Regions from separate parts of the Homo sapiens genome. Here region 1 is linked to region 2. A link is an interaction called in ENCODE POLR2A ChIA-PET data of the cell type or tissue named here. Cell type or tissue: HepG2. All regions are shown on one strand.

Region 1 (8,000 bases), 170 kb after region 2:
ACACCCAGTTCTTGGTTTCTAAATACTATTCACTCCCAAAAGAAACTAAGACTCTTTGCAGGAGCAACTGAGTCTAAATCTGGGACAGGAAGATAAAAGGCAAGCCTAGAACATCTTGGGTCTGAGATCAAGGAAGCGCACAAACAATGATGGGGCTATGTAAAAGAACACAGGAGCTGACTTATAGGGACTCCCACAGGTCACATTTGGGGCAGTCATGCCTGTAATCCCAGCACTTTGGGAAGCCAAAGTGTGAGGATTGCTTCAGGCCAGGAGTTTAAGGCCAGTCTGACGGTCAACATAGTCAGACCCCGTCTCTACCAAAGAAAAATTTAAAAACTAGCCTGGTGTGGTGGTGCATGCCAGTAGTCCCAGCTACCAGGGAGGCTGAGGCAGGAGGATCACTTGAGCCCAGGAGTTAAAGGCTGCAGTGAGCTTTGATCACACCACTGCACTGTTGCCTGGGCAACAGAGTAAGACCCTGAAAAAAGAGTCTGAAAAAAAAAATGGAGGCAATTGGAGCAATAAAAAGAATAACAATGTTAATGGATTATAGATACTGAACTTGAAAAATGCATCCATGAGTCCATGAGTTTGCGTATCCACAGTGATACTTAAAAAAAAGTGGGAGTAAGGGGGAGGCCGAGGCGGGTGGATCACGAGGTCAGGAGATCGAGACCATCCTGGCTAACACGGTGAAACCCCGTCTCTACTAAAAAAATACAAAAAAATTAGCCGGGCGTGATGGCGGGCGCCTGTAGTCCCAGCTACTCGGGAGGCTGAGGCAGGAGAATGGCGTGAACCCGGGAGGCTGAGGCAGGAGAATGGCGTGAACCCGGGAGGCGGAGCTTGCAGTGAGCCGAGATTGCGCCACTGCACTCCCGCCTGGGCCACAGAGCAAGACTCCGTCTCAAAAAAAAAAAAAAAAAAAGTGGGAGTAAGGATGGGGAGAGGCTCTTTCTCCCAGCTAAGATATATTAAAAAAAAAAGATAAAATTAGAAAAACAGCTTTTGCAACCACCAGTAATTGTTTCAGGATTGACCATCAATGCCAAAACTATTGGGTGAAAAGATATGGGAAGCAGGATAACCACAGTCTGAAAGTATCACCACACAGATTATTTATTAATTATTAAGGAGGAAAGACACTTGAAAAAAGTGATCAAACTTAGCATCACCAGGAGTATGACAACCTGGATTATGAAGCCCCAAGTTTTTTTTTGTTGTTTTTCTTTTTTTTTTTTTTTAGGCAGGATCTTGCTCTGTCACCCAGGCTGGAGTGCAGTGGCACAATCGTAGCTCACCGAAGCCCTCCATCTTCCAGGCTCAAACAATCCTCCTGCCTCAGCCTCCCAAGTAGCTGGGACTATAGGCGCACACCACCGTACCCAGCTAATTTTTTGTATTTTTTGTAGAGATGGGGGTCTCACCATGTTGCCCAGGCTGGTCTTGAAATCCTGAGCTCAAGTGATCCTCCCAAGTCGGCCTCCCAAAGCGCTAGGATTACAGGACACAGTACACTGCTCCAAATTTGATGCGGTATAATTAACACAACATCACCTACTGTATTTATGCCAAAAATGTTAACTTGAATGACATCAACAGACACTATAAGAGTAGTTCAGATTGATGGGTGTTCTGTGAGACAAGGAAAATATCAGGGTCATGAAGGATAGAAAAAGGATAGAAGAATTGTAGATTAAAGGAAACTAAAGAAATATGACAACTAAATACAGTTTCTGATTTTGATCGGATTCCAGATTTTAAAAACATACCCAGCTAGAAGGACATTATTGAGTAAATGAGGGACATTTGAATATGGACTGTGCATTAGATAATGTTGTATCAGTGTTAAAATTCTTCAGATTAACAATGATATGATTCTGTTGGAGAATATTCTTGTTCTTAGGAGATGCATGTTTAAGTTTTTAGAAATGAATAGGCCGGGCGCCGTGGCTCACACCTGTAATCCCAGCACTTTGGGAGGCCGAGGCGGGCAGATCACGAGGTCAGGAGTTGGAGACCAGTCAGGCCAACATAGTGAAACCCTGTCTCTACTAAAAATACAAAAAATTAGCCAGGTGTGGTGGTGCGCGCCTGTAATCCCAGCTACTTGGGAGGCTGAGGCAGGAGAAACACCTGAACCTGGGAGGCAGAGATTGCAATCCAGCCTGGGTGACAGTGTGAGACTCCGTCTCAAAAAAAAAAAAAAAAAAAAAAAGACAAGGAAATCACTACATTATTATGACATTATTACATATAACCACATTAAAAACATTCATTATTCACCATTTAACATTGGCCTATATAGATGTTCATTATACTATCTTTTCGGCTTTTCTGTCAGGTTGAAATCTTTCAACATAAACAGTTGGAGAGAAAGATGGAAAGTATAGACGATGAAGCTGCCCATGGGTTAGTGCCTTAGTTCCCATGTTAATATTTTTAATATGTCTAAGGAGTGAAGGAATGCCTGATGAAATTTCTTTCTAGGTCTGCTACTAATCAGCACTTTTATATCTCATCCTGAAAGATAGGAAGATTTTAAAAGATAAAAACATTTTAGGCTGGGTGTGGTGGCTCACGCCTGTAATCCCAGCACTTTGGGAGGCCAAGGCGGGTGGATCACCCGAGGTCAGGCATTCGAGACCAGCCTGGCCAACATGGTGAAGCCCTGTCTCTACTAAAAATACAAAAATTAGCCAGGTGTGGTGGCGGGCACCTGTAATCCCAGGTACTCAGGAGGATGAGGCAGGAGAATCACTTGAACCTGGGAGGCAGAGGTTGCAGTGAGCCGAGATCGTGCCACTGCACTCCAGCCTGGGCAACAGAGACTCCGTCTCAAAAAAAGAAAACAAAAACAAAAACAAAAAAAAAAACACTTTAGTGTGAGCAAGATGTCGCATTAGGCAAATATGATAGATGCTAACTTCTAGGGTCAATCAGAAGAGCCCAGCTACTCAGGAAAGCAACACCAACTGCTCTCATTACAGTAGTTCCCCCTTGGTCTTGCTTTCCACAGTTTCAGTTACCTGTGGTCAACCACAGTCAATCCTAAAATATTAAATGGAAAATTCCAGAAGTAAACAATTCATAAGTTTTAAATTGCATGCTGTTCTGAGAAGTGTGATGAAATCTCACGCCATCCCACCCCATCCCACCCTGGATATGAATCATCCCCTTGTCCAGCGTATCCACGCTGTATACGCGGCCCATTCATTAGTCATTACCATGATCTGCTCCTCACATCCAGCTATGGCCATCATCAGGGCTCAGTGATTCAGGATTACTCGAACCAGATGATCTTGCTTCTGACATATTGCCAGGAGGTCAATAGTAGCCTAACGCAGTGTCACACTGCTGACATTTGGGACAATCACGCCTGTAATCCCCGCACTTTGGGAAGCCAAAGTGTGAGGATTGCTTCAGGCCAGGAGTTTGAGGGCCAGTCTGGTCAACATAGTCAGACCCCATCTCTACAAAAGAAAAATTTAAAAACTAGCCCGGTGTGGTGGTGCATGCCAGTAGTTCCAGCTACCAGGGAGGCTGAGGCAGGAGGATCACTTCCTCTCATCCCGTAGGCATTTATTTCATCCTCTCACATTATCACAAGAAGGAGGAGGAGTACAGTACAGTCAGATCTGTTGAGAGAGAGAGAGAGAGAGAGACCACATTCACATAACTTTTATTACGGTATATTGTTATAATTGTTCTATTTTATTATTAGTTATGGTTGTTAATCTCTTACTGTGCCTAACTTAGAAATTAACTTTATCAGCCCGGCGTGGTGGCTAATGCCTGTAATCCCAGCACTTTGGGAGGCCAAGGCGGGTGGATCGCCTTAAGTGAGGAGTTCGAGACCAGCCTGGCCAACATGGTAAAACTCCATCTCTACTAAAAATACAAAAAATTAGCCAGGCGTAGTGGTGGGCACTTCTAATTCCAGCTACTCAGGAGACTGAGGCAGGAGAATCACTTGAACCCAGGAGGCGGAGGTTACAGTGAGGCGAGATTGCGCCACTGCACTCTAGCCTGGACAACAAGAGCAAAACTCTGTTTCAAAAAAAAAAAAAAAAAAAAAGAAAAGAAAATAAATTTATCGGCCGGGTGCAGTGGCTTACCTTATGTCTGTAATCTAAGCACTTTAGCAGGCCGAGGTAGGCAGATCACCCAAGGTCAGGAGTTTGAGACCGGCCTGGCCAACATGGTGAAATGCTGTCCCTACTAAAAATATAAAAATTAGCTGGGTATGGAAGTGGACGCCTATAATCCCAGCTACTCGGGAGGCTGAGGCAGGAGAATCACTTGAACCCGGAAGGCAGAGGTTGCAGTGAGCCGAGATTGTGCCATTACACTCCAGCCTGGGCAACAAGAGCAAAACTCCATCTCAAAAAGTTAACTTTATCGTAGGTATGTATGTATAGGAAAAAAGATAGTATTTGTAGAGTCAGTCCTGTCCCTGGTTTCAGGCATCCCTTGGGGGTCTTGGAACGCGTCCTCCATGCATAAGGGACGATTAATGTATAAGCTTTTCTCTGAAGACCTTGGCCATCAGGAAGGTAGGAAGCCAAACCAAAGCATTTCTGACCCACATATTAAGCTTGCATAAGCTCCCTCAGCTGGAAAACTTCGTGAACTTGAGTCCTTACAGTTTAGATTTACATCCTGAAAGTTATCACAGTGTGGTGAAATTGTTCGGATGTTTATCTTCTCACTAGACCTTGAGCTTCCTGAGTGCAGGGACTGTGTCTTGCAATTCTGATTCCCAGCAACTAGCACAAATGACTGCCTTTGAATTGGATTCATTGAAAGGCAACTGAAATAATGTGGATGAGGATTTTCTGAGCCTTCAAATTTTTTTAAAGGACTTCTCAGTCTGGAAAGATGAAATTTGAATAGGGATAGAAAGTTTATTAGATTATGAATGGTTTGGATAGGCTATACATTGGTTCCCATATTCTTTTTTTTTTTTTTTTTTTTGAGACAGAGTCTTGCTCTGTTGCCCAGGCTGGAGTGCAGTGGCGCAATCTCGGCTCATTGCAAGTTCTGCCTCCCAGATTCATGCCATTCTCCTGCCTCAGCCTTCTGAGTAGCTGGGATTACAGGCGTCCGCACCACGCCTGGCTAATTTTTTGTATTTTTAGTAGAGATGGGGTTTCAACGTCAGGATGGTCTCGATCTCCTGACCTTGTGATCTGCCCACCTCGGCTTCCCAAAGTGCTGGGATTACAGGTGTGAGCCACCGCGCCCAGCAGGTTCCCATATTCTACAATGTTCATATGTAAAAGAAATACCACCTGTCACACAGGATAAATTCCTTCAGTTTAGTAGCTTGCAGTTACATACTATCCAACCACCATTATTTATTTCACAAAAGCCTTCACACACACCATACAATGGAATATTACTCAACCACAAAAAAGGAATGAAGTAGTAATCCATGCTAAAATATAAATGAACCTTGAAACATTATGCCAAGTGAAAGAAGCCAGAAACAAAAAGCTATATATTATATGATTTAATTTATATAAATGTCCAGAGTAGGCAAATCTATAGAGACAGAAAGCTGATCAGTGATTGCCAGGGACTGGGGAGTTGGGAGAAATGGAGAGAGACTGCTTAATGGGTATGAGGTTTCCTTTTGGGCTGATGAAAAGTTCTAGAATCAGCCTGGCCAACATAGTGAAACCCAGTTTCTACTAAAAATACAAAAATTAGCTGGGCATGGTGGCAGGTGCCTGTAATCCCAGCTACTTGGGAGGCTGAGGCAGGAGAATCGCTTGAACCTGGGAGGCAGAGTTTTGCAATGAGCTGACGTCGTGCCACTGCACTCCAGTCTGGGGAACAGAGTGAGACCCTGTCTCAAAAAAAAGAAAAAGAAAGTTCTGGAATAAGTAGTAGTGATAGTTGCACAACATTGGGAGTGTATTTTGCCAATGAATTTATACTTTTGTTAAAATGGTCATTTTTGTTATGTATTTTACAATTTATTTTTAAAAAGGAAAAAAGCTTCCATATATAGCTGCTCCATTAGAAACAAGTACTACTTTTCATAAAGAGTCATTTCTCTAGGAGCTTTATGGTATTGAGCAGCCCAGGCAATTTGGGAAGGCTGAGGGCTTCCTGGTGTAAAAGATTCAAAACAGTTTTATGTAGAGTGGCAATGGGTTATTAAAGTGAACTAGGAGATGTTGGGGATACATCTAACTTCTGAAGGTGCTGAAAAGGAGAGGCATTTCTTTTTTTTTTTTTATTTTTTTATTTTTTTGAGATGGAGTTTCTCTCTTGTTGCCCAGGCTGTGGAGCACAATGGTGTGATCTCAGCTCACTGCAACCTCTGCCTCCTGGGTTTAAGCGATTCTCCTGCCTCAGCCTCCCGAGTAACTGGGATTAGAGGCACCCACTACCACGCCCAGCTAGTTGTATATTTTTAGTAGAGACGGGGTTTCTCCATGTTGATCAGGTTGGTCTCGAACTCCCAACCTCAGGTGATCTGCCCACCTCGGCCTCCCAGAGTGCTGGGATTACAGGTGGGAGCCACCGTGCCCAGCAAGGAGAGGCATTTCTTTGAGTATATCTCTTCATGTCACTGTCATAAAACTGGTACAGCCATAAAACTGGTAAGAACATCAGACCAGATTCAGTGTAGCCACCCCTATGGTGTCACTGTGGCCAGTCAGCAAGTTAGAAGCTCTAGGGAGTCTCTTTGCTTCCTGGCCTCCTGGCTTGTGAGTTTGTTTTCTTTTTCCTAAAATACTTTATTTGGATGCATGTGAAATCAACCCTCAGACCTGCATGCATAAGCTAGAGGGGGCCCCCCATTGAGTGTTGGATAAAGTTTTTGAGTTTTGTCAAGAACAGTGACCAGATGTGACCAGGGTTAGTGGTTTGTGGTCATTGCTTGCTAAACTTTTTCTTTCCGTGGTACTTCTCAAACATTCTTAATTTTCCATGACACACCAGAGTGCTGAGGATTGAGGTTAAGTGGGATGGACAGGCAGAGTGCTGTAAGATGTGTGCTCCCGTGGTAATATTTGGTTTAGTCAAGGAAAGAGAAATGGGGAGGGATAGACAGAGAGATGAAAGAGAGGAAATATAAAAGTTGAGAGAGGAGGAAAAGGAGCCAAGAGTGATACTGAAAGGCAAAGCAACAGATATCTCCTGTTGAAAATGCCCTCTGTGTTACTGTATAGGATCTGCTTTCCTGTACCATGATTACTCTTCCTGGTCTTAATAGTCAGGGGCCGGCCGGGCGTGGTGGCTCACGCCTGTAATCCCAGCACTTTGGGAGGCTGAGGCAGGTAGATCACTTGAGGTCAGGGGTCTGAGACCAGCCTGGCCAACATGGTGAAACCCCATCTGTACTAAAAATACAAAAATGAGCCGGGTGTGGTGGCGTGTGCCTGTAATTCCAGCTACTCAGGAGGCTGAGGCAGGAGAATCACTTGAACCCAGGACGCGGAGGTAGCAGTGAGCTGAGACCGTGCCACTGCACTCCAGTCTGGGCAACAAGAGTGAAACTCCATCTCAAAAAAAAAAAAAAAAAAAAGGAATGCATAACCCGGAGGTATAATGCAAATATTCCAATATCCAAAGTTCGAAACATTTCTGGTCTCAAGCATTTTGGATAAGGGATACTCAACTGTATTTCAAAGTAGCTGAAAGAACAAATTTTAAATGTTGTCACTACAAAAAAAAAAAAAAAGTATGTGAGATAAGGGATATGTTAACTAACTTGATATAATCATTCCACAATGTGTGTAGATACTAAAACATTACTTTGTACCCCATAAATATATATTCTTTGTCATCTAAAAATAAAAAATTTTAAAAATATATCTTTGTCCCTACTTCTGTGAAATTATTTAATTGTGCTCTCATTTAGAGAGTCATTTAAGCCAGAAGTCACAAATTCAAATGGCAACCAGGTAAAGAAAATGAGATATGTGGCCAGGCATGGTGGCTCACACCTGTAATCCCAGCACTTTGGGAGGCCGAGG
Region 2 (8,000 bases):
AGACAGGGTTTCACCATGTTGGCCAGGCTGTTCTTGATTTCCTGACCTCTTGATCAGCCCATATCGGCCCCCCAAAGTGCTGGGATTACAGGCGTGAGCCTGTTAATTTTAAAAAATGTTTCCAACTTGTGTTTTCTTTAAGTAAAAATTTTTAAGAAATTAAAAAGCCTGTTCTTGTTTGTTGAAAATAAAAGTTATTTCTCCCTCTTTCTCTTCTCTGTTTACCGAGCAATTTTTGATATATTACAGTCACCCCTAAGCATACATGAGTGTTGGTTCCAGGACGTGCATGTAGGATGCATGTGGAGTGGCGGGTGGGGGCGGTCTTAGGCCTCAACGCTCCCATGTGTGTTTGACTTTTTTCTTTCTGATACGGTGTTATAACTCAAGCGATTACTTTTTTGGTTTACAAATGAGGAGACTGATTCTTAGAGAAGTCGTTGTGCCCATGGTGAATCAATGGAAGAGAGAGAACTAGAACCCAGGTCCTCTCATCCTTTGCCCTGGGTTTTGTCCCTTGGGCTTTGTCTCTCGTACTTTTGAAATCTTACCATGATTCCCTTTCAGGGGCCCTCATGTATTCCTTTCCCACTGGCTTTGAATACTTCGTCTTTCACACTTGCAGGGACAGTATTACCCTGTTCGTAGGGACAGTATTCCACCAGGTGTTCAAGTGTGGCATATTGCTAAGTTTGCCTTGTGTCATTCTGTGGAAGGAGCAAAGGATTTGGTATTAGACAACCAGGGTTTGAGTTTTAACTACACATCATTGTCAGGAAAATGAAGGTAACCATGATTCCTCAAACTGTTGTGAAGTTCAAATGAGATAAATCTATGTGGAGGCTCTTTGTAAACTGGAAAGTGTTCTATAGACATTAATGAACGATAGCACTCACCGTCTTAGCAGAAGGGAGTACAGAGATAGCAGGCCATGTGGGGATGTCTTTCTATCTTGCACAAAACAACTCTGGACCATACATGATAGTGTATAGTGAAATGCCACTTTGTGTGATATGAGCCATAAATGATCTGGGAGATTAGAAAATGGAGAAATCTGGGCCGGGCACGGTGGCTCACGCTTGTAATCCCAGCACTTTGGGAGGCTGAGGCGGGTAGATCATGAGGTCAGGAGATCGAGACCATCCTGGCTAACACGGTGAAACCCCGTCTCTACTAAAAATACAAAAAATTAGCTGGGTGTGGTGGCGGGCGCCTGTAGTCCCAGCTACTCAGGAGGCTGAGGCAGGAGAATGGTGTGAACCCAGGAGGTGGAGCTTGCAGTGAGCCGAGATCATGCCATTGCACTCCAGCCTGGGCAACGGAGTGAGACTCCGTCTCAAAAAAAAAAAAAGAAAAGAGAAAATGGAGAAATCAATGTGGGCAGTGGGGGGAGGCTGAGAAGACCATGTATTTATACCATGTGTTTTCTGTCTTGCGTACTTTCTTGAATCCTGCTTTTTCAAGGGTGGTAGTTTCTATACCAGTCTGCACATTGGTGCCCAGCTGATTGCATAAAAGTCACCTGAGGGAGCTTATACATTCCTGGGCCCTGCTCACAGAGGGAAAGGATGACATAGTTAAAAGCGTGGGTGTTGGCCAGGCGCAGTGGCTCACGCCTGTAATCCCAGTGCTTTGGGAGGTCAAGGTGGGTGGATCACTTGAGGTCAGGAGTTCGAAACCAGCTTGGGCAACATGGTGAAACCCCATCTCTACCCAAAATACAAAAAATTAGCCAGACATGGTGGTGCATGCCTGTAGTCCTAGCTACTAGGGAGGCTGAGGTGGGAGAATTGCTTGAGCCCAGGAGGCCGAGGTTGCAGTAAGTCAAGATTGTGCCACTGCACTCCAGCCTGGGTGACAGAGTGACACCCCATCTCAAAAAAAAAAAACAGAGTGAGACCCCATCTCAAACAAACAAAAACAAAACAAAACAAAACAAATCAAAATAGGTGTCCATCTTGATAATTTGCTTTCTTAGATATGAAGTAGATGAATTGGTGTAATAATAGCAAATCAAGGTTATTGAGGTGGAAGTGATGGCTATGTAGGCAGTCCTTGACTTTTGTATGTCTTGAATGGTATGCATTATTCATTGACACCCTTTGCCATGGTCTGAATAGTAGTGTCCTCCCAAGATTCATATGTTAGAACCTAATCTCCAGTGTGATAGTATTAAGAGGTGGGACCTTCGGGGAAGTAAGTCATGAGGACTCTGCCCTCAAGAATGGGATTAGTGCCCTTATAAAAAAAAGATTGAAGGGAGCTTCCTTGCCCCTTTGGACATATGAGAACATGTAGAAGGCACCACCCATGGAGCAGAGAAAAAGTCCTCACCAGACACCGTATCTGCTTATGCCATGCTCTTGGACTTCCTGGCCTCCAGAACTGTGAGCAGTAAATTTCTGTTGTTTATAAATTGCCCAGTCTGAGGTATTTGGTTATAGCAGCCTGAAAGGACTGAGACAGAAATTGATACCGCAAGTGGGTAGAAATTTGTACATCATGTGTTGTTTTTCCTCCTTGTGTATCTTCTTGAATCCTGTCTTTTTAGAACAGTAATTTCCATATCAGTCCGCACATTGGCACCCAACTGGTTGCATAAAAGTTACCCGAGGGAGCTTACACATTCCAGAGGGAAAAGATGCCAGAATTGAAAATGTGGGTGTCCATCTCAAAATTTGTTGTCTTTAGACATGAGTTAGATGAATTGGTATAATAAACAGTAAGGTCACTGAGGTGAAAAATGGACGATGTAGGTGGTCCTTGGCTTTTGTGCATCTTGAATGCATAAGCATTATTCATTGACACTCTTAAATGGCCTTTTAATGCCTAATTTGGATTTTTGTATATCAGCTGCCAAACACACATTTCTATTAATATTATTGATGGTGGCACTGCTTGCCAGCTGATAATTTTGTTTCACTGAACTCACATCTTTGTTCATAGAACAGTATTGATTTGCACAATTGGTTGAATATTTTATTGCATTTTACCTTTACTTTATAAAATGAGTGAGAATGGAAACAAGTACAGTAAAGTGAAAACAGTAATGTTGAGACAAAGATGGAAATCATTAGGTATGCCGAATGCCTAAAGCAAATGTAGATTGCTCATCTTGACTGGACACTCAACGGATTTATCATAACTGTGTTTGGTTGTGAAGAACCAACTGGAAGAAGATGGAGAGTTGTTATTGCAGATGGTGTCAAAAAGGCATGGCTCTAGGAACACCAACTCCCTCATATTATATAAGTTCTGTTGACTTTTGCGCATTTGTTTCTCTTTAAATATATATATGTGTGTGTGTGTATATATATATGTACATATATATTTAATTGACATATAAGTGTACATATTTATGGGGTACAGTGTGATTTTTTTTTTTTTTTTTGAGATGGAGTCTCGCTCTGTTGCCCAGGCTGGAGTGCAGTGGTGCAATCTCGGCTCACTGCAACCTCTGCCTCCTGGGTTCGAGTGATTCTCCTGCCTCAGCCTCCCAAGTAGCTGGGACTACAGGCACATGCCACCATGCCTGGCTAATTTTTTGTATTTTTAGTAGAGATGGGGTTTCACTGTGTTAGCCAGGATGGTCTCGATCTCTTGACCTTGTGATCCACCTGCCTCGGCCTCCCAAAGTGCTGGGATTACAGGTGAGAGCCACCGAGCCTGGCTTACAGTGTGATATTTTGATACATGTATATAATGTGTAATGATCAAATCAGGGTAATTAGCATACCCATAACCTCAAACCTGTATCATTTCTTTGTGTTGATAACATTCATAATCCTCTCTTCTAGCTATTCAAAAAACTGTAAATTATCATTTGCTGTATTCACCTTAGTATGCCACAGAACACCAGAACTCACTTCTGCCATCCAGCTGTTCCCTGTCTCCCTTAACCAACCTTTCCTTCCCCCAACCTCTTGCCCTTCCCAGCCTCTGGTAACCACTATCCTACTCACTGCTTGTATGATATCAACTTTTTTTTTTTGAGATGGAGTCTCGCTCTTTCGCCCAGGCTGGAGTGCAGTGGCGCGATCTCGGCTCACTGCAAGCTCCGCCTCCTGGGTTCACGCCATTCTCCTGCCTCAGCCTCCTGAGTAGCTGGGACTACAGGCACCCGCCACATGCCCAGATAATTTTTTTTTTTTTTTTTTTTTTGGATTTTTAGTAGAGACGGAGTTTCACCGTGTTAGCCTGGATGGTCTCTATCTCCTGACCTCGTGATCCACCTGCCTCAGCCTCCCAAAGTGCTGGGATTATAGGCGTGAGCCACCGTGCCCGGCCGATAGGAAACTTTTTTAAGCTTCCTCACAGGAGTGAGAACCAGTGCATTGTGTTTCTAAGCATGTTGCATGCATCATGTAATAGAGAAGCTGCCTGCAATAGTTGGCCCTCCTGGACTGTTGTAACTAAACTGTAACCAGCAGATGGCTCTCAGTCACCATAAATATGGTAGAGCAGCTCATTCATCTTTTACTTGGAATTCTTGTTTTTTGTGTATCACCCCTTTTTGCCCCTCTTCTACTTTTAAGGTACCATGATTTGCAAACATTTAAGGTACAGAAGTGTTCCTTTTGGTTTTGTTTTTTGCTTAAGATGGCCTGTGTGACTCTCAGGAGCAGTGCCCTGGGGTTTTGAAATTTGAGTTGGAGACCCAAAAAAATGATGGCCTTTTCTACCCTGTATTTCTATTCTTCTGTGAACTGTTTCATCAAGGTTTTCATTTAGTGTTAAAACTTTTTATTGGTAAATTTGGCAAGCAATGAATAGGAAAAAATAGGATTGCTTTTAAATTAGAACAATATTTGATTGTAATAGATTTTAAAGGTGCTATAGTGAAATTTCCTTGGATATTATGTAAGGAAGATATTTTCCTTGTTCTGATTCTTATTTGTTCTGGACTAATACTCAATGGAGATTATTCAATTTGAACAAAAAATATTTTGAGTATCAACTTTGCAGTCGGCACAATGTTAGGCATTTATTGTCCCTTGAGTATTAGCTCCATGAGGTCAGGTATTTATGTCTCTCTTGTTCACTTACAAGTCACTAGATTAGTGCCTGATACATAGAAGATATTCAGTGTTTGTCAGATGGATGGATGGATGGAAGGGTGGATGGGATACAGAAAAGAGTAGGACAGAGTATTGGACTGAAAGATGTTAACAGTTTAGTAAATATGGCTACAGATATTCCTACATAATCATGATCTCTTGAAGGACCAGTTTAACTCTGGGATTGTTATTAAGTGCTGTGTTGAAAATTGAAAGGTAATGAAAAAATTTCCTTTTCCTGAAGTCGTGTCAATTTCTTCAAGTCACATAGGTTTGGCAATCTTTATTCCCTATATCCAGTCTATTCATCAACACTTGTGGAATTTCCCTTGAGCCACTATGTTAATTGTCCCTTTCTCTCTGTTCCCTCTTGTCACTTCCCTTGTCCAGACTCCTGTTACCTCCCACCTAAATTACCACACTGGCCTTTTGGCCTGCCTCTCTGACTGCAGCCTCTCTTCCGTGTAATCCAGTCTGCGTATTGTTGCCAGACTTCGTCTCTAAAGAATTTCTGTCAAAGAATCTATTTCTAATTGAAATTTGAGCCTCTGTGCATCTTTATATTCACAGAAAGGAACTACCAAAAAAAGTTCTGAAAAAGGAATTACCCTTTTATATCATAGGAGTGTTTTCAAATCTATAGGCAAGTCTAGTTACGAAGCTTTGCAGACTCAGCTCACTCACACCCCAGAAATATCTTCCCTCATCCTAACTGCAAACCTCCCTGTGGTCTGTGAATGCCCAAACACTGATATTTTTTCCAGACAAAACAAACATTTTATATAGTCACTTTGACATCTTTTTGAAACGCTAAGAAAGGCTAAAGAAAGCTACTTCTTGGAATTCACTGCTATTTCAATTCTGTATTCAGTTGATAAGAACGCCCTTCCTATGAACTCTAACAAGCTTCAACTTCATTTGTCTGTAGAAAGACATGGATTGTCTGTGCACCCCCCCGATATTATCATAATTTAAATAATGTACATCATTTTCTTTGGGGGATGAAAATGAAATCATTTTATGTCTTTAGAAGTGATTGTGAAACTTTTTGGTTAAATCTTGATAAGACAAGATATCTAACGTATTTACTGATGTGGCATTTATTTGATAAGTTTCATTTATTTGAAAAGTTTCATCTTGAAATAATATGGATAGAAATCATTTATTAAAAAAATTCAAGTCTGTTCTAAGCTCAGAAGCATAGTATTTAGCATTTCCTTTCTTTAATTTCCTTTGCAGAGGAAAAATGCCTCTTACTTGTCATTTCCAAAAGTGAGGCTGAGCTACAAGGTGTTTTACTGACCAAATTCCCTTTCAAGTAATTCTCTCCATCTGCTCAAACAGTATCAGTCTTTGCTGCTGAAGTCTTGAAGGCAGGTAGCAGTTGATTAAGTTTTGCTTTGCTTGATTTTTAAAAAACATTTCAAGATAAAAATGTTAAATGCTTCTCTCATTTTGTTTTTAAGAAAGAGAGCTTAAAAACCTCAATGGTTTTCCTAGTTCTGGTTCATAAACATTTACTGAATGCTTATGCTCTGGCATATTCCGAGGCTCTGTGTTTTGGTCCTGGGGATATAAACATAACTGTCATGTGGCCTCTTCCCTCACAGAGCTCATAATTTAGGAAGGGAGACAGATGAGTAAATAACTAACTACAATCCCGCTTGATAAATGCCACGTTAGAGGTTGTGAACATAGCACCATGGGAATACCAGCGAGTGATTGATTCAAGGGAAGGGGGATGGGGCTAGGGATCAGGAAAGCCTAAGCAGCAGAATTGACATTTGAGTTGAACCTTAGGGGAATGAATAGAATTTTGCCAGATGGACAAAGGGGGTGGGGGTGGGGACACTCCAGACTCATGCAAAAACATGAGAGTGTGAAAGTTTTGCCTTTGTCTGAGCGGTGGGGAGCAGTCTGGAGGGCCGAAGTAGGGTGTGGAAGCGGGGATGTTGAGGAGATGATGTCGTAGAGAGATCGTAGCCATGTTGTAGCTTCTGGGGAGTCAGGGAAGTTTTTGAATAGGGAAGTGATAGGGTGAGATCTCTGTTTTAAGAACAATAATTCTTGCAGCAGAGTGTAGGATGATTTGAATGAGGGTAACTGGGGACAAGGAGACCGATCAGAAGGCTGTAACCATGTTGTACATGAGAGGTGATGGGTGTCTGAGCCAAGGCAGTACCAATGGGGAGGGCAGTCAGGGCTTGGATGTGAGAACCATCTCTGAGGGAGGCCTTGTTTGTTGATGAGATGTGGTTAGAAGGGAGACCAAAAAAAAAAAAATGGCTTGGATGACTTGGGAATACAGTGATGCTGCTCACCAAAATAGAGAGCGTACGAGAAGAAGCAGCTTATGGGGTGAGAGTCATGAATTTGATTTTGGATATGTTGAGTTTGGGGAGGAATACCCAGTTGGAGATTTTTAAATGAAAAGACACAAATGCAGATAAAGAACCTGTAGGGAGATATTATGGGTAGAGACAAATTTGTAAGTCTGTTTAGCACCGTGATTTTCAATCAGGTAAGGGGTGGGAGGACGTGCTTTGCCTGAATGTTTTTATATGTGGGGTTTCTTTTTAACTATTTGTGTGCTACTCCCCCCAAACCCTCCAGATTCTGGTATTGTCCTGCTAGGAAGGAGAGCACGTCCCTCCCCACCCCTAGTTCAGAATTCACCACCATAATGACTCAAGGGAATGTGTCTGATTTCATATGTGCTGGGCATAGAATGAATGTCTTTAAGCATTGCTAGCATTTATTCTTTTTTTTTTTTTTTTGAGACGGAGTCTCGCTCTGCCGCCCAGGCTGGAGTGCAGTGGCACGATCTCGGCTCCACTGTAACCTCTGCCTTCCGGGTTCAGGCGATTCTCCTGCCTCAGCCTCCCGAGTAGCTGGGATTGCAGGCGCCCACCACTACGCCCAGCTAATTTTTTGTATTTTTAG

What was found. ChIA-PET counts read pairs that join two places held together with the same protein. Peaks named below come from ENCODE experiments on the same cell type or tissue, not always from the same donor. Only the 100,000 strongest peaks of a DNase experiment are listed, where the experiment ranks them.
Region 1: POLR2A ChIA-PET joins it to region 2 with 10 read pairs; 3 of 35 experiments call an interaction of 5 or more read pairs at or near these places.

Annotation. Positions count from the first base shown.
Region 1 is chr17:9,345,398-9,353,397 of GRCh38, reverse strand. All of the region lies in intron 7 of STX8 (syntaxin 8), which reads left to right. Among named protein-coding and RNA genes, the nearest start is that of STX8, 230 kb to the left of the region's middle. RefSeq lists a silencer at 4,552-4,846. In HepG2, no CTCF peak of the experiment used is centred here; a DNase peak (open chromatin) is centred at 4,687.
Region 2 is chr17:9,518,703-9,526,702 of GRCh38, reverse strand. The region is part of intron 4 of STX8 (syntaxin 8); the gene reads left to right. Among named protein-coding and RNA genes, the nearest start is that of STX8, 53 kb to the left of the region's middle. In HepG2, a CTCF peak has its summit at 4,431 (motif pointing right); a DNase peak (open chromatin) is centred at 4,422.